Linked DNA regions of Homo sapiens: all the other regions are linked to region 1. Evidence: chromatin loops called from intact Hi-C (ENCODE). Cell type or tissue: A673. All regions are shown on one strand. Each heading gives the region's core, and the rest is flanking DNA. Links, peaks and the distances in the headings are about the cores only.

What was found. Hi-C counts contacts between places; a loop is a spot of excess contacts. Peaks named below come from ENCODE experiments on the same cell type or tissue, not always from the same donor. Only the 100,000 strongest peaks of a DNase experiment are listed, where the experiment ranks them.
Region 2: a loop joins it to region 1, with 7 times the contacts of the local background. A loop is called at or near these places in 2 of 110 quality-filtered maps.
Region 3: a loop joins it to region 1, with 2.2 times the contacts of the local background. A loop is called at or near these places in 2 of 110 quality-filtered maps.

Annotation. Positions count from the first base shown.
Region 1 is chr7:84,132,910-84,138,973 of GRCh38, reverse strand. It overlaps SEMA3A (semaphorin 3A), which reads left to right. Exons shown (of 17, transcript NM_006080.3): 2 at 4,023-4,180. Among named protein-coding and RNA genes, the nearest start is that of SEMA3A, 59 kb to the left of the region's middle. In A673, for the core only: no CTCF peak of the experiment used is centred there; DNase peaks (open chromatin) are centred at 943, 1,443, 1,943 and 2,403; H3K27ac peaks cover 4,418 bases.
Region 2 is chr7:83,975,758-83,981,821 of GRCh38, reverse strand. SEMA3A (semaphorin 3A) reads left to right here. Exons shown (of 17, transcript NM_006080.3): 14 at 344-501; 15 at 4,626-4,690. Among named protein-coding and RNA genes, the nearest start is that of SEMA3A, 220 kb to the left of the region's middle. In A673, for the core only: a CTCF peak has its summit at 5,394 (motif pointing left); a DNase peak (open chromatin) is centred at 5,371; H3K27ac peaks cover 880 bases.
Region 3 is chr7:84,039,437-84,045,500 of GRCh38, reverse strand. The region is part of intron 6 of SEMA3A (semaphorin 3A); the gene reads left to right. Among named protein-coding and RNA genes, the nearest start is that of SEMA3A, 150 kb to the left of the region's middle. In A673, for the core only: no CTCF peak of the experiment used is centred there; DNase peaks (open chromatin) are centred at 3,190, 3,650 and 4,820; H3K4me3 peaks cover 604 bases; H3K27ac peaks cover 4,013 bases.

The DNA of each region.
Region 1 (6,064 bases), core at 475-5,474:
TAAGGAAAACAGAATACTGAAGAATCTGAGAACTAGATTTGGAAAAAAAAATGTGTCTGATTTTAACCCATGTTTCTATTTAATCTATTGAATAAAATTTCACCCAATTTCTATTTAATCTCACACTGGAAAGTGGTGATATAACCTAAGCAATCCAGAATTTGTATTGTTCACTGACATTAGTTTTTAAGACTCTTCTCTAAGTTATAAAGCAATATAAAAATCTCGTGTTGGAGAAGAACATCTAAAGGATTTGGAGTGAAAGGAATAATGAGACAAAATTAAGCACATTTGAAAGCAGTGGAAGACAGCTGCTAACACATATGCCAGGAAAGTATTGTCTTTTTTAAAAAATCAAACTGTTGAGAAGTAACAGTTTAAAACTGTGGTTTGTTTTCATGATGATTTCATACATAAGCCACCAAAAACTTCCGTAAGTTGTCTGTACGTAGGAAACAGTAATTCTGTCCAAACTAATTTACAGAATTCACCCTGGAACATATTTTTCAATTGGGAAAATATTTTCATTGTTTGGAACTGTGATATAGAAAGTCATTCCTTTTATTATTTAGAATTGAGAATACATAAACTGGAAAACAAGAAGGAATACTTCATTGTTCTTAAAATGCCATTACATTTAATATTAGTGTAAATCAAAGAACATACTGCTATTCTTATTTTCCCTCCACCATACAAAATTACTGATGTTTACAAGTTAGGACACTTAGTAAGATAGGTTAAAAAAAAAGAAAAAAAATATATATAGTTTTCAGTCTACTCCATCTGGACTGTAATTTGCTACATCTGGTCAAGAAGATCAACCTACAAATATTTAACTTCTACTTATACAAACAGGAAATATTTAATTGAGTGCTTACTAGGAAATGCTTGTTCTAGTATTTTTATAGGCATTATCTAATTTCACCTCAGTAACTCTTAAAAGATACATTAACTCTTAAAAGATACATTATTCATCCCATCTTCTATAAAACTTGGGACCAGGGAGTTTAAGGAACTTGTCCTAGTTTGCACATCTAAAAGATAAGTACTGTGGTGATGGCTTGTGTTCTTACTTATAACTGTATAACTCCAAAATCTGTAGCTATAGTATTTATTTTCCTACAACTTCTTCCAATTGATGCTTAGAGATCCCTTATGTAGTTTCTATGCATTTGCAATTAAAATCCATTCTTGTACCTCTTACATGGCCCTTTCATTGCTTAATATCTCTATGTAATTTTTTTGGTTTAGGCTGAGGTGGCTTTTTTTTTTTTTTTTTTTTTTAAAGTTTGGCCTCTCTGAAACTAAGGTAGAATTACAGATCTTAGAATTGGAAGTAAGGATGAAGGGTATCCATTTGATAAACAGATCTCTTTGAATGACCATTCAATCAGGGCCTGAACATATCCAGTGATACAGCCCGTGCCTCTGGCAGCAGCCCGTTTCCATCCTCACACAACTCAGAGTGCCTGAAATTTCAGACTTTTATTGACTCTGGGTAGCATAGCATTGATCATTTGTAATCTTTTGGATGCCAATGAAATGAATGCCATTTCTTTTTTTTTTTTTTTTTGAGACTGAATGTTGCTCTGTCACCCAGGCTGGAGTGCAGTGGTGCAATCTCGGCTCACTGCAACCTCTACCTCCCAGGTTCAAGCAATTCTCTTGCCTCAGCCTCCCGAGTAGCTAGGATTACAGGCACCCGCCATCAAGCCCAGCTTATTTTTTTGTATTTTTAGTAGAGACAGGGTTTCACCATGTTGGCCAGGTTGGTCTTGAACTCCTGACCTCGTGATCCACCCGCCTTGGACTACCAAAGTGCTGAGATTACAGGCATGAGCCACCGTGTCCAGCCAATAAATGCCATTTCAATTTAGATATTATGTAGTGGATTTTCTGTCCCTCCTCTCTGGAGACTAACAGCTCTCATTTATTTCAGCTGTGATTCACATGAATACAAACTCTTTTCCTTCCTTCCTTCCTTCCTTCCTTCCTTCCTTCCTTCCTTCCTTCTTCCCTCCCTCCTTCCCTCCCTCCCTTCCTTCCTCCCCTTCTTCTTTTTTTTGTGTGTGTGGAGAGTGGGGTGGGGTAGGGAGTAAGGCCAGCCTAGTATTGTACTATTTCTCATGAAGAAATGAGAAAAATATCTTTTAACAATTTGTTAACAATTTTTGTCTATAGGATAGGTAAATATATAAAAAGATAGATATTCCATTTTACATTGTTGACCAGGTAATATGAAAAAAAAATGTGAGTTAGGCATGATGAGCTATTAATTATATATTTCCGCAGGGAATGTTCATTCTGGTAGATAAGATTGCAATAATTGACAGTGGGATGCAGGTTATAAGAGTAATTCAAGCAAAATGTAACAGGAAGCTCTCTGAGAATTTCTTGGCAGTTGCATTTGAACTAGCTTTAAGCGTGGCTCTATTCTGTAGCTGTTGGAGTCAGGAAAAATAGCAACAAAGGCCAAAGAGTGAATGAGCACAGTGCATGGTTTCCCGCATGATAGAGGACATGAGAAGTACTGGGATAGGGTCTAAATTTAAATGATAGTGACCTGACCTTTAGTGCTAAGTTAAAGAGTATGAATTTTATCCTCTGTTGAAATCATATTTTTGATGATAAAATGATAAAATGAAGAGGTCAGTAGGACAAATAGATAAAGCAAGGCAATCAATCACATGGCTAATATATGTTTCCTGATGTTAATAGCTGGAACAGAGGACAGGTCTACATTGCAGCTTTCTCTCTTCGGAAGGCACATCGCATTCTACATTTTTCTGGATGCTGATGAAAATTTCCTACTAAGTGTGCACCCGAAAAATCTAAAGCACTGATTCAGGACATACAGTTTTGGAGAATCCTCAAAAATTCTATCCCATGGGGGTGGGGTGTGTGTGTGTACATGTGTGCGTGCATTGAGCAAAACATATTTTTAAGAAGCCAATAATTAATTAGCTTCCAAGCACAAAAATGGACTTATATTTAATGTTATTTTTAATCTGAAAGTGTTCCTGTCACTAAAGTATAGGTATATTGTTTAGTATTTGCCTATTCACAGCAGAAGCAAACTGGAGAGCAAAAACAAATGAAAAATTGAAGTCAGATGGTAAAATTAATTTAATTCATGTTTTCATGAAAGCCTCATCTCAGTTTCTCTCTATATATCAGCTCCAAAATGCTTGAAAGAATTTAGGCAGTACAGTGAATCATTTAATGATCAAAAAGACATATTAAAATATTTCAAATAAAAGAGGCCTCAAGGAACCTAAGAGGTTAAACCGGATGTTTCCCCCACATTCCTATTTTGTTAGGTTCTGTGCTTATCCTTCTATCTAATGGCTTGGAACAAATGAAACCACTTTTAAAAAGTTTTTGTAAAATTAAATACATTTATACACAATATTGATCAGTCTAATCCATTACTACATGCAAATAAATTCTGCCAGATCAGTGTGTATAGACAAGTTATTTCACTTCCTCTCTTCTTTAGGACTGCACCATATTAAGTATGAAACCAGCAAATAGGAATATAACTCTCATTTTAATAAAATGCAGGCCGGGCACACTGGCTCACACCTGTAATCCCAGCACCTTGGGAGGCCGAGGCAGGAGGATCACTTGAGGTCAGGAGTTCGAAGCCAGCCTGACCAACATGGAGAAACCCCATCTCTACTAAAAACACAAAAATTAGCCGGGCATAGTGGTGCATGTCTGTAATCCCAGCTACTCGGGAGGCTGAGGTGGGAGAATCGCTTGAACTCGGGAGGTTGTGGTGAACCGAGATCCCGCCATTGTACTCCAACCTGGGCAACAAGAGCAAAACTCCATCTCAAAAAAAAAAAAAAAAAGTAAAATGCACACATTTTGGTTCCAATATATTTCTTAGTACCCTGAAGAATAAGCACTGATTGATAACTACAGCAGTCAATATAGTCAGGTTACCATGTACCAACAGTCTATGCTTATATAGTGCTTCACATTAATACCCAATGTTTTGCTTTGTTACCTTGCAGAAATGTTGGAATCCAACAATGTGATCACTTTCAATGGCTTGGCCAACAGCTCCAGTTATCATACCTTCCTTTTGGATGAGGAACGGAGTAGGCTGTATGTTGGAGCAAAGGATCACATATTTTCATTCGACCTGGTTAATATCAAGGATTTTCAAAAGGTATCAGTATTCTAATATATGCACTATAGTTATTTTGAAGCATCTCAAGTTATAGATAATTCTCTAGCTATTTAAAAGCATGATTACTGACAGAAAATTGTTTTGAATTAATAGTTTGTCTTTTCTGATGCAAATAAAAATGACAGTAATGAATCAATGGATGCAATAAATCAAAAAATATCAAGGATGAAACCACAGTATTTGCAGTAATCATTATAAGAAATATGAACTTCAGCTTACCCTTTCATATCTATTTTTCCTACATAAAAGTAAATACTTGAACCATCGTAGCAATACATCATAATTGACTTCATGAACTATTTATATGTGTGTAGGTATAAATTTATATTTCTCTGTATTTCCAGAAAATGAAGAGTTCATCTATCCATTACCCACATGCCTAATTTGGCATGCTATCAGTGTTTGTAAATAAAGTTTTATTGAAACACAAGCACTCCCATTCATTGACATATTGCCTATGTCTGTTTTTGTGCTACAACAGCAGAATTCAATAGTTACAAAGGGTATCAACTGGTCTACAAAAATGATTTACTATCTGGCCTTTTAAACAAAAAATTTGCCAAACCCTGATCTAGGAGATCAAAGTATCAGATTTTTAAAAATGTGGTCATGCAGACATCAGCAGGATATAAGTTCTATCTTTATTCTTTATAGTATTTCTGGCTCATTTCATTAATAAGCTATATTTTTGTTGTTGTTGTTGTTGTTTTTTGAGATGGAGTCTCGCTCTGTCGCCCAGGCTGGAGTGCAGTGGCGCGATCTTGGCTCACTGCAACTCTGCCTCCCAGGTTCACGCCATTCTCCTGTCTCAGCCTCCCGAGTAGCTGGGACTACAGGTGCCTGCCACCACGCCCGGCTAATTTTTTTTTTTTTTTTTTTTTTTTTTAGTAGAGACGAGGTTTCACCGTGTTAGCCAGGATGGTCTCGATCTCCTGATCAAGTGATCCGCCCGCCTTGGCCTCTCAAAGTGCTGGGATTACAGGTGTGAGCCACCGCGCCCGGCCTTTTATAAGCTATACAGTTTAACAGATATAAACATAGATTGACAAATTAGTGAAAATTGTGCTACTAAGTCTATATGTGTTGTGTCTAAGTGAACCATTTTATCACAGTCAGTATTTCTGATAATAATTATCTGAAGAATAAAGGTCTTTATGCAGTAGCTTTCATAAAGGTAATAGTAGAATTTCATTTTGGAATACATCCCTGTCTGTTTCTATTTGTATTAGTTTTACTTCTTAACATTGAGGGCTTTGAACTGGTATGCCCCAACTACTCACAACCAATAGCAGATTTGATGATAATTTTTAAGAAGTGACAGAATTTTTAAAAGCTTTTATTCTGGTTGGAGAGGGTTGCTTTTGGGATAAAATGCAGTTTTAAATTCAAAGCTGATTTACATTTTTAATAGAGTATAGCATAAACCTAAGACATTTTCTTTTCTTCCATTACCTGAACACTAAAAATCTGACCACAACATAAAGAAATTTGATTCATTATATATAGAGTCATATAAAATGGTAATACACTTATAATGTATTTTAGAATTGTGATATGCCAACTTTAAAAATCACTTCGGGTATTTCTATTTTGATTTTTCAATTCAATTGATTTCAAAGCCCCCTCAGATGATAGGAATAAATGCCTGTTATCTATTATCGAAAAATACTGGTTATTCATTTGTTTTTCTGAAATGATAAGTATTTATCTTAGTCTTTTGAAAATATCATAAAATTAGCAGATTTTTGTTGTTGTTTTACCAAAAGAAAACCATTCTTTATAAAATGAGCACAAAATAGGTCTGGTGCGGTGGCTCATGTCTGTAATCCCAGCATTTCAGGAGGCCAAGGCGGGTGGATCACC
Region 2 (6,064 bases), core at 601-5,600, 160 kb after region 1:
TATGAGTATTATATACAGTAAAGGTAAAAAAGCAAACTTGCAAAGAACAAAACTTGTAGCTTTGAACATTACATTGGTTGGTGTATTACTGTCTTCATCTTTCCTTTGTTTTACACTTAATAAAAGACACTTGTTTCAGTCAAATATTTAGAACTTGCTCTTGCTCCATTTTAAACTGCCATCTTGTCTAGAAGGCCTTTAAAGAAATTAGCAATAAAGGGATGATTTTTTTAAACCCTTAATTTATCTCTGAGAAGTTATATATAAATAAACTCTTTTTTAAGAGAACAAGAGATTTAAAAGACAAGATAGTTTTTGTCACAGCAGTAAACTCTTTCCACAGCAACAACTATATATTGGTTCAACGGCTGGGGTTGCCCAGCTCCCTTTACACCGGTGTGATATTTACGGGAAAGCGTGTGCTGAGTGTTGCCTCGCCCGAGACCCTTACTGTGCTTGGGATGGTTCTGCATGTTCTCGCTATTTTCCCACTGCAAAGAGGTAGGAAAAATATTCAAAATAAATGAAATGTTTGCTAGTTATCCTATCTGATTCCAAGTTTGAAATAGCTTTCTTCAAATAAGTGCATCAACTTTTTCTAATGAATAAAAAGATTTGGGAGCAGATGGAGGGGATTGTTGCGTTTTGTTTTTTCTCTTCTCTTCAAATAGTTAAAACAATCAGAAAAAAAGTCACAGAGAAAGTCATAAACAGAATCTAGACTGAGTCTTGTCCCTTTAGACCAAAATACTCTGTTTTCCAAACATGTTCTTCTATTTCTATCCAGCAACATTCTGTCTCATTTTTAAACTTTAATAAGGCAATTTATGTCTCTGGATGAACAGAAAATGATCAGAGAAAGGAATTTATTTTCCTTTAGAGTCTTAGGTAGTACACAGGGGCCTAATTATAAAAAGTCCAGAAGAATTTATTTCTAGTTTTGAAAATATTACATTTTAATATGTGATATATGTAATTTTGATTAACATCACAAAATACGTCTATTTGTTTCAAGAAAATTTAAGTGTTATTATATTATTATAGCATCACCTTGCATTTGCAGTGTCTGAACTTGAAACATAAAACCATGTAGTAAAATATCTATCTGTGCATATGCAATATATATGTATATGTGTATATCTATATGTATATGTGTATATATGTATATGTGTGTGTGTGTGTATATATATATATATATTTTTTTTTTTTTTTTTTTTTGAGATGGAGTCTCACTCTGTCACCAGGCTGGAGTGCAGTGGCACAATCTCGGCTCACTGCAACCTCTGCCTCCCAGGTTCAAGAGATTCTCCTGTCTCACCCTCCCGAGTAGCTGGGACTACAGGCGTGCACCACCATGCCCAGCTAATTTTTGTATTTTTAGTAGACACAGGGTTTCACCATGTTGGCCAGGATGGTCTCGATCTCCTAACCTCGTGATCCTCATGCCTTGGCCTTTGAGAGGGATTACAGGGATTACAGTCGTGTGCCACTGCGCCCAGCATATATATACATATATATCTCTTAAACATACTCTTGATAATACTTAAAAGTATTTTTTTGGACATGCTTGAATAAAAGTTGCTAAGATAACTCTTTCTTCATTTGACAAAATAGCCCTTTCAAAAACATATCCTTTACTACTCACTGAAGGATGTCTTTCTCTTTCAACATTTAGCAGGGTTTAGGAAATGAGAATGGTGGATGAAATTAACATACAGTATCTCGTTAATATGAGCCCAAAGATTAACAGCATGTATATCAACCTATTGAAATATAAAATGGAACCAGCTTTATGAAACCTCTGCATTTTAGAAGCAATATAATTTGATTTCTTTATTGTTTATTATAGCTATTTTTTTCAAAGAAGCTATGAATGTAGATTTTCATAGCTAATGAGGTATGTCCTACAACATTTGTATCAGTTTGAATATTTGGTAAAATATTTGAGCAAAGAAATGGCCCTAATGCCTACTTAAATCTCTTGATTACACACTTTAGATAACATTGACTGAGTGTAAAATCATCTACAATTTAGTCTGTTATATAAGTAGTCCAAAGGATTAAAACACAGTATCCTGTTAATAATATTAAATGTATACGCAGTATTATATCATATAAGAAATACAATTATTAAACCTTTAACATTCAGAATTGAGGTAACATGTTCGTATTACTTTTATATAACCATTCATTTTGTCGAAATTTCAAATTTAAAATAAAACTTATTGTGGAGATAATGTCTGTTCATTAAAGAAACCGTAGGTAATTTAAGGAATAGCAATATGCAGTCTTTACAGCAGTAACATTAAATTTTTTAAGATTAAAAGTTAATGCTTCTCAAAAACATTTAACTCTAGGTGGCTATTATCTTACTTTAAAATGTGGAATTCAGCCCGACACCGTGGCTCACACCTGTAATCCCAGCACTTTGGGAGGCCAAGGCAGGCGGCTCACGATGTCAAGAGTTTGAGACCAGCCTGGCCAGCATGGTGAAACCCCATCTCTACTAAAAATACAACAATTAGCCATGTGTGGTGGCGGATGCCTGTAATCCCAGCTATTTGGGAGGCTGAGGCAGAAGAATTGCTTGAACCCAGGAGGCAGAGGTTTTACTGAGCTGAGATTGCATCGCTGCACTCCAGCCTGGGTGACAAAGCAAGACTCTGTCTCGAAAAAAAAAAAAAAAAAGTGGAATTCGTGTTTGAACTAAAATGAGTATTATTTCTTCTTCATGTGAAAGTTTATAATATTACCTAATTTAGTAATAATCTATTTGAATTTTAAGCTCTTCTTAATAAGGAAAGAGATAAAAAGAAAATCAACACATCTATAAGTTAAAACCTATATGTTATTACATATTTGAAAAGTATTTATTGTATACCTACAATTCAAGATTGAAGGAATTTTCATTAGCACATTTTTGTTATGCCTTACAGATTTTACTTAATCCAATTTCATGAGTGACACGCTGTCTTTAAAAAGGATGTTTAGAAGCCTCATGATTTATATATTCTTTGTGATGGCATTTTTCAAAATCTTAAATGGCAGTGAAAAATGCCTTCCCAAATGCTTTGTAGTTCGTGTTTCACAAGTTCTCTTGTTGGCTCAATTTTGAAATGTGCAACATCTGTTTGATAGTTTCACTAATTCTACAAATAGAAATCTATAAATACTTTAGACTTCTAAATTTATGAATACAGTAACAAATTCCATATTTGCAATTCTCAACGGCCTTTGTGAGAGTTCTTTTTAGGGATGGTAACTAATTTTGCAGCAAGACAATACCCATTAAAATAGCAGCAGCAAACACTTGGGCAAGTGTCCCCCAATCTTTTCCAGTCTGTTACACATAGCCAGTCTCCATTTTTAGCCTCTTCCTGGAACTTCACATCTTTGTTGCACCGCAGTGACTACAGCCTACCTCCTCCTTCCCAGGCAACCATTAGCAAAATGTAGAAAAAGGATACCCACAACGTGCTGCAGCTCACATGTGATCTGGGGGTAGAATGTAGAAGAAATCGTTTGATTTTTATAAGCAAACTTTGCTTTTCTCTTAAATGTAAGTTCATTTATTCTCTCTCTCATTCCTCTGGCAAGAGGAGGCCTTGCCCTTAAGTTCAACATTTATTGTTGCTTTTATTCACTTCACAGGTAAATTGGTTTGCAATCATAGCCATATGATCATAAAATAAACTGTTTTAAAAAAGAACAGGTTGATATGGCCAGGCGCAGTGGCTCACGCTGTAATCCCAGCACTTTGGGAGGCCGAGGAGGGCGGATCACAAGGTCAGGAGATCGAGACCATCCTGGCTAACACGGTGAAATCCCGTCTCTATTAAAAATACAAAAAATTAGCTGGGCATGGTGGCGGCTGCCTGTAGTCCCAGCTACTCAGGAGGCTGAGGCAGGAGAATGGCATGAACCCGGGAGGCGGAGCTTGCAGTGAGCCGAGATCACGCCACTGCACTTCAGCCTGGGCGACAGAGCGAGATTCTGTCTCAAAAAAAAAAAAAGAAAGAAAGAAAAAAAAAAAGGATAGGTTGATACAATAACCAAGAAAAGAAATTTTAAAACTAGCTTAAAAATAGAATTTCTAGTCTTAATATTATAAAATTTAGCAAAAGTCTATTTAAATAATTATGTGTAAGCATTTAGAGAAAGAGAACATTCATGTGAATTATAATTTTCAAGCTTATTCCTTCATTAATAATCAGAAAAAAAGTTTAATTTACCCTTTATTGAAAAAAATGGATTATTATTTTAAATTTTGTGCTTTTTCCACAGAAGTTAGGCCTTGAGTTTCTAGACATTAGATTGTTACTGACTGACATCTGGTAGTGAAAAAGCCATGAATTCTCTGTTATCACTATTTTAAAGACTTTTAACATGTTGTTAGTACATTTGGATCTTGTTTCCCATTTTGATCATCTTGGAGACTGCTCTTACAGGTATAATGAACTGTTTTTTAAAAAAATCTTTTAGTTGGATGTAGATTCATCTGTTCCTGTAAGTTACTAGAGTCTATGATATATATATATATATTTTATTTCTCTTCATTCTTATGACAAATTCCTAGAAGGGAAAAATAAGGATACAATAACACCTTTTAAATGTAATTGCTTCAGACGCACAAGACGACAAGATATAAGAAATGGAGACCCACTGACTCACTGTTCAGACTTACACCATGGTAAGTCACATTTTTCATCTTTCAACCTGCTAAGACCAGGCTAAAATCATAATAATGCATATTCATGCATATGCATGCAATGTATGCATCTCTCAGAATACTTAAAGAAATGCAGCCGAAGAGAAGTAAAATCTTACAGAAAGAAAATCCTAAAGAACACAAGGCACTGAATTATGTTTTATTATCATAAATTATGTTTTATTATGATGATAAATTCAAAATTTTAGATGCTTACAAGGTTTAAAGCTCAACTTTCTTATATTAACAAAAAGAAGCCATGTTTAAGTACTTCATTTTGTATATAGTAGCAACCTGAGATGAGTAGGGAATGGAAATGTACATTAAAATATACCAAAGCAAAAACTACAGTCTTAAAATATGCCTTAAAATGATTCATTTATATGCTCATGATATAAACCTAATATATCATTATTGGGTATCCTAGTCAAGCAGAAGATAATGTGGATATCTTTACACTGAATTACTAGTAGGGTATTCCCTTACACTGGGCATTTTGTACCAAATTCATTTTTTGCTTCCTAAAATATGTCAGAGCCTATTTAATGTCAAAGTTGCTTAGTAAATGCAGAAACATCAACCAACCTTCACTTAAAATGCAGTAAAATTGTAGTGATGCCCCACTTTCCATAATTGAAACATTATGCCATATTACTATGGAAATAATAATGAGGTTATGCTTCCCTCTGCTGGGGGAACTTATCAATGACAATACTGCTAATGAACATAGTTAAAAATGGCTGAAATGTACAATGTAAACATTGTCACTTAACATAATTATTCTATTAATTTTTTTGATGCCATTTATTCTAAAAGTAGTTAATATTTATCAGTTGACTTTTCTTTGATTTACTAATTTTATGTGTGGAATATTCATGTTTATGGATTTTAATAAAACATTACCACACATAGAACCCCAGCATACATTCCAAAACTTACTTTCTAAAATTCAGATCCCCCTTTGGCATAAGCTGGATGGGCTGGTATTTGATTTACGAATGCTCACGGGATTGTTTGGGGAATCCTACTACCAGGAGACGGGTAACCATGAATAAAGCCAGTGTTTCGGAACCACTTTGATTGCAAATTTTCTCACCAGGGACTTTCCTATCTGTGATTATCTTTACTATAAATAAGAAAGAGACCACAAAACTGGAGTAAATGTTACGACTGTCCCTGCATTAGTATGGTGCATTTATTGAACACTCTCCTTAAATTTTTTCAAATAGCATATTTCAATCAAATCCTAAAATATTTGCTAATCTTTCATAATCTGTTTCATGGAAAAATATTGAATTATGATCAGCACCATTCCAGCAATGTAATATTTTGAAATATTAATTCATTACACTAAAT
Region 3 (6,064 bases), core at 580-5,579, 94 kb after region 1:
TTTACCAAAAATTTTTATAAAGGTCCCTACTATATTAATCATGGTTGTTTTTATCATTACTTAATTATCTATATTTATACCTACCTTCAATCTTAAAAAATAAAGCCACCCAATCTCCAATTATCCCTCCATGAATTTTTTCCTGCTTGTATATAACTCGTTCATAAGAATGAAGCATGAAATTTTTCCTGGTTTTACATAATTCATTAATAAGAAAGAGGCTTATGGTTTATAGTCATGTTCTCAGTAAGATGCCTGAATATCTCATTCTATGAACTTCTGCCACACTTAGTTTTCCTGCCTTATTCCAGGAACCCCAAAATTTAGTTCATTCCTTCTGTCTTCCATTAGTTATTAGAGAAAAATCACAGGTCTACCTATAGACCTCATTGAAATTCCAGGAGACCATGAGTTGTGTGACAACCTTTGTTCTGATCGATCCTATACTTCAAAGTGACTACTCAAAACATAAAACATACCTCAAATTACCTCAATCAGCATCTCTTCCCTCCTATGACAGCATTTCTGAATGTCCTATAATTTTCCATGTGGTAGTGACAAAGGCATGCTCCCTGCCTCCACGTTTGACCCTTCAGCCTTGGCTTTTAATGGCATTGATGTTCTTTGGTTAATTTAGCCAATTTACATTTCCTTTGCTATCTTTATCTCTTTTTCAGCACTGATTTCTTCCCCCAAGCTGAAATCTTACTTATCCCATGCAAAACTGTTCTCTCATGGTATGCCACAAAGTCCCAATATATCTAAGTTCATAGCCTGGTTAGGACTTGTTTCCTCAATGTTTCACTACCTTTACTTTAAACCTGGCATTCATCCAATAATTACTTCCATGAAATTATTCCTCCAAAGGACACTAATGATTTTCTATTACTTTTTATTAATCTCTACTTTGACAATGTCTCTTGCAGTATTTATCATTAACTAGCCCATTCTTTTTCAATCTCTTCTCTTAGCTTCCCTTATTTCTTGCTCTCCCAAGTTTTCTCTAAATTTGGCATAACTTCTTTATTCTTTAAAATGCTAATGATGCCTAACATAATTGATGATTGCATACAAACACTGTGGTAATCAAAGGGGATTAGACATGTAGTCAAATGTTCCTCTGCCACCAGGGATAGACGGGGTCTCATGGTACCTGGGTGACCATGTGAGAAATGTGATGCCTCACCAGGGAAATGAAAAGGTGCTGAGATGAAGAGAAGAGCATGTGCAGAACTCCAAAAACCCAGGGGAATATTCTAGAATATCCAATATAAATTATTAGACCTAGGATGTGTGCAGAGGCAAAATTAGTAGGAAAAAAAAACTCTCTTAACATTTCTATCTGGTTTGTTCTCAAACTGAAATATTTGTGTGGGAGGGAAAATGTTTGTTTTTCTATTTAGAAAGAAGACTTTGATCTACTAAGTACCCTAAAGGGCATAAAGGCTTTCTCTGTCCATGAGAAACAAAATCTCATTAGAAGATGGAATAACATAAAGGAGAGTATAGTATCCATTTCATTTTTATGGCCTTGGAGAAAAAAACCCATCAAGTTAAAGCTGCTTTTATGCTGCACACTCACATGTTGACAGCTGAGTCTGAAGAATTTACACTGTGGGAAAACACAGGCATTGTCCACAGCTCTGTACTTCATCTCTGAAAATGTGTAGTTCATTTGAGAATTCAGTTATCAGTCTCTCAGCACTAAACGTGAGAACTGATTTTTCCAAATTAGCACAAAGGTTACATCTGACAGGGTGCAAAAAACAGAACTGCTGCAAGATGGAAGATACAGATATGTTTGGGATAGAACCAAGGGACTCTGAATCACAAGCCTTGTGAAATTAAATACCATTACAGAATAAAATTGAAAACAATGTTTACACATTCATGCATAAAATAAATGAGTTTTGAGGCATCAGCATAGACTATACAATCATACGTGTTCCAGAATTAACACATTGCTTTGCAAAGTAGTTTTTAAAGGTCTTCAGGAATATTAAAATTAATTTCAGCATAGGACTTTATTTTTCTCAAATCAGTTCAACTCTTTTGGAAGAATCAGTTCACCTATTTTAGATGACTTTTAATTTTTGTTCCTGGTAAGGAAAAGCAAACAACCAAACAGTTCTCTAAAATTGTAACTTGAAATATCTTGATTTTTTAAAATGGAGTTTCACTACTTTCATAATTAGAAAATTTATATGATAATGCCAATAAATGTTTAAATTCAGTTTTAGCAGGAAAATTTAGGAATGAATAACACTTTCAGATTAAGAAACTTCAGACAATGGAGTCTGTTGTGTATTTTACATTTTAACATGTAATAACGTTCTTAAAACATCTTCATTAGTTACGATAAACCCTAATTTAGGGTTTCTAAATGTTATAACAATGTTTTATTTCAGAAAATATACTGCTAGGGGTTTGGCATGATGTACCAGTATTTTTTTCTTGTACTACATAAATTCTCTCAGTATTATATGATTTCAAATTTCAATTCCAATTTCAGCTTAATGTGGAAATAAAGTAAAATTGTTCTGTGTATATTTATAGTAAGGAAACAAATAAGTTTATGCTGCTGTTATCATAATGATATCTTAACATTTAGTATGAAAATACTACTACCTAGTTATTGTCCATATTAACCATTCATTAGAGCAGTTTATTTTTCTAGCTCACATTTATTTTTCTTATTTGATGGAGACTGTTTTCCAATATTGTTTATGTCTTGGAGTAATAGTGGGATGATACATGATTTGGAAGAAAGACTATCTTTAGAATGAGGCAGGGTTTCACTTTACTTTGGCCCTTACATTAATAAAATGAACAGAGGTACTACCTATCTCCTATAGTTGTTGTGGAAAAACGACCACATATTAATGTATAAAAAACACTGAGCAAGTTCTTGGTATGTAGTAAGCACTTAATAAATGCTAATTATCTGAGTATCCTTTATCCCACTTCTGTTGGGTGGAGCACGCTTAGGAAGCTTGGCCTGACTCACTCTGTGAGTGATTATATTTGAGTCAGGGTGAAAGGGCAGCCAGAGTCGGGTTTAATATATGAAACCACATGGATCCCAAGGCCTGGGGAACACAAACAGACCTAATTACAATGCCTGGAGTGTGACGCCTTCCCACTCATTTCAGGAAGACCTGTTTTCTTTTAGTGGAATTTCCTAAAAGGATCGTGCCTGTAGATAGACTAACTCACTTGCTCTTTTTCTGTAATTGAAATGGTATGCAAGTCATCACTTCACTTCCTCTCACTTGTAATATTCATACCCTGATGGCCTGCCCTTATTGGAATCAGCGTAGCTTCCTCTGTGGTCATGTACTAGGATATTTCGTACTCTCTTAAGATTCAAATTTCTCCACAACATGCGCTTTTAGAAAACTAGACCCAGTGATGAAACATATGACTGCAAATAAACTATGAATACGCAAGTTAACATTACACGTTACCAGATACCCAATCTCAAATCACTTGTACACTTGTACAGCTCTTTTAATACACTATTTCGATCTTACTATCTTTGGAGACATAAAAAACGTCAGAGTATCCAATTGCATTTTCTTTAATAACTAAAACAGATCATCTAGTTTTGCATAAAGTCAGACTTAACGATGATGTCATTTTTGATTATTTCTTTGGCTTAAGCAAGTTATAGTATTTTGCTGACCTTTGGGGAAAAAGCCCTCTATAAGCCTGTTTTATGGTTATTTGAGCAGATGAGTGTTAGAGAAGCTGAGTGATCATTCAGTTAAAACAACAGCAACAACAAAGGTCCTCTTAGTTTTTATAGTCAATGAAAGAAGAAAACAAGAATGCAGTATTTTAAAACGTTTGAATTATGTATTCTATGAGTAAGTAGTGTATGCATTAGCTAGCAATTCTGGAGTATCAATGTATAAAGTCACAGAAATAAAATGAGAATACTTAAGGTATTTTCTTGAAATTATGCTGAAAATTCAAATATGCAAACTTTAGAATAATAGTTATGTCTATACCTAAACACAACTTAGTAGTTTTGTTTCCTCAAGAATCTATTACTCAGAAACATTTTCGTCCCAACAAATAATGCACAGCCATTATAAATGTATCTTTTTAAACAATAAATATACACCATGAAATTATTCTACTCTCTAAATAATAATACATTTAATCAAATCACTAAATACATCTTTTTTTCATAAAGAACTAAAAGTTACCAAAATATACCATCACTTGATATCCTTTATCAAGGACATACTTTCTCTGTCACTTTTTGTCTAAGGAACATAAAGACTTTTAGCAAGTTTTTTGAAATTACTAATAAGGAAATATGAATAAAGCTTTGGAATAAAAATTAACTCATTAATGGCAATATATTTGAAAACTGGTTTTATTTTTTCCGGGCTTCTAAGAAAAGTGACCTGAATAAAATTGTTCACATTTTCCATTTGAATTTTTTTAATGTTGGGCTAAAACATACAACTCTCAGATGTGGCATATAGGCAGAAAATTTTGAATTTCTTACTTTGAAATTAACAGTTGATGAGAGTAGGAATCTAAGATTTAGAAGTATTATTATATTTTCTCAAGGTAATCCTGCTTTTTAAATGAAAGTTGATCAAAAAATGAGACAATATATTGGACAATTCTTTATATCAAAGGCAGCTTCCTTTTTCCTCTTGTTTTTTACATTTTTTTCTCTCTTGTCTCACCATCAGTTTAATGAATACACAGCCTGTCTATACCAATTTCCTCTTCTAGAGTCACTACATTCAAAGCTTGGTGGGTCTCAATAGGGATTTACTGCTGACTGGGTAATCTGGGTTCCTGTGTGCAGTGACATCAAGCAAGAGATTTACCAAGAGAAGTGGATGCCATGACAATGCATGTAACCATGGTGTGACCGGCCTCCCTGACATGGCTCTCAAAAGCTTTCCCTCTGTGAAAACAGAAGCCTGTTTGCAAATTAATTAGTTTCTGGCGGCAGCTTGATTGTTGACCCAGAGTTTGTAGAGTGGAAAAACAATCAGATTAGTGTGCTCAGGGTAAAAGACCAGTGTGCACTTGCGTGTGGCTTGCTCAACTATTGAAGCTATGAATGGGGTGAAACAAATTCTATTCTGAGAAGCCCAGGCAGAGGTTAAGTGTGATGAGCCTAGAGCTCCCCAACAGCAGGGGCTGGGGAATTAAAGGATTTTACCCAGATCAAGCTGAATGATGGGAAGCAATGCCATTGAATTTTAATGGAATGGAGAGTTTTGACCAGAAAAAAAAAAAAAAGCCACTTGTTATACCCTAATCACTCTGAGTGAAAGGAATGGGTTTACAATATTATGAAATATTCAATGCAGGTTTGATGCAAATACTTTCAGAATAGAAGATTTCAGGAACTTTCACAGTGGAAGATATTAATGACAATATCTCAAAAGGTCATATAATATTTAAATTTTTTAAAGTTCCAAAATAACCTGCCTTTCCATGTTGATAAAATATGTGTTCATATATCTACTCTACTATTATATAAGATATAATTCTCAGATGCCCTATAAAATGAATACTGAGACAGAGGGAAATGTTGACTTATGAGAATATATTTTCTCATATTTATTTTTACAAATATCAATTTAGATAATTATACCTAGAAATTGTGTCTGCAGGCTTAGCACAAATTCTGGATGCAATTTTTTATTAATTAAAATTTATTTTAATAAAGTTATTGATTATGCTTAATTTTATAAGTTGCATAACACTTTAAGCCATATGTACATTTTTTAGATATAACTGATAGATTTCTCCCTAAATACAGCACTGATTACTATCACAATACTCTCCTGTTCAAAAATCATTTATGTCTCTCAATTTACAAGCAAATTGAATCCAGATTCTGCTGCCTGTCAAGTCCTTTATCATCTAATCCTAAGTGACCTCTCCAATATTAAACTCTACCATACTCAAATCAAATAGAGCTGGTGGCCCTCAAATTTGCTGTCTTTTTCATATAGCCTTACCATTTGCCCATGGGATTTTAAGTGTTTCCACCTTTGAACCCCAAGACCAGATAGATGTA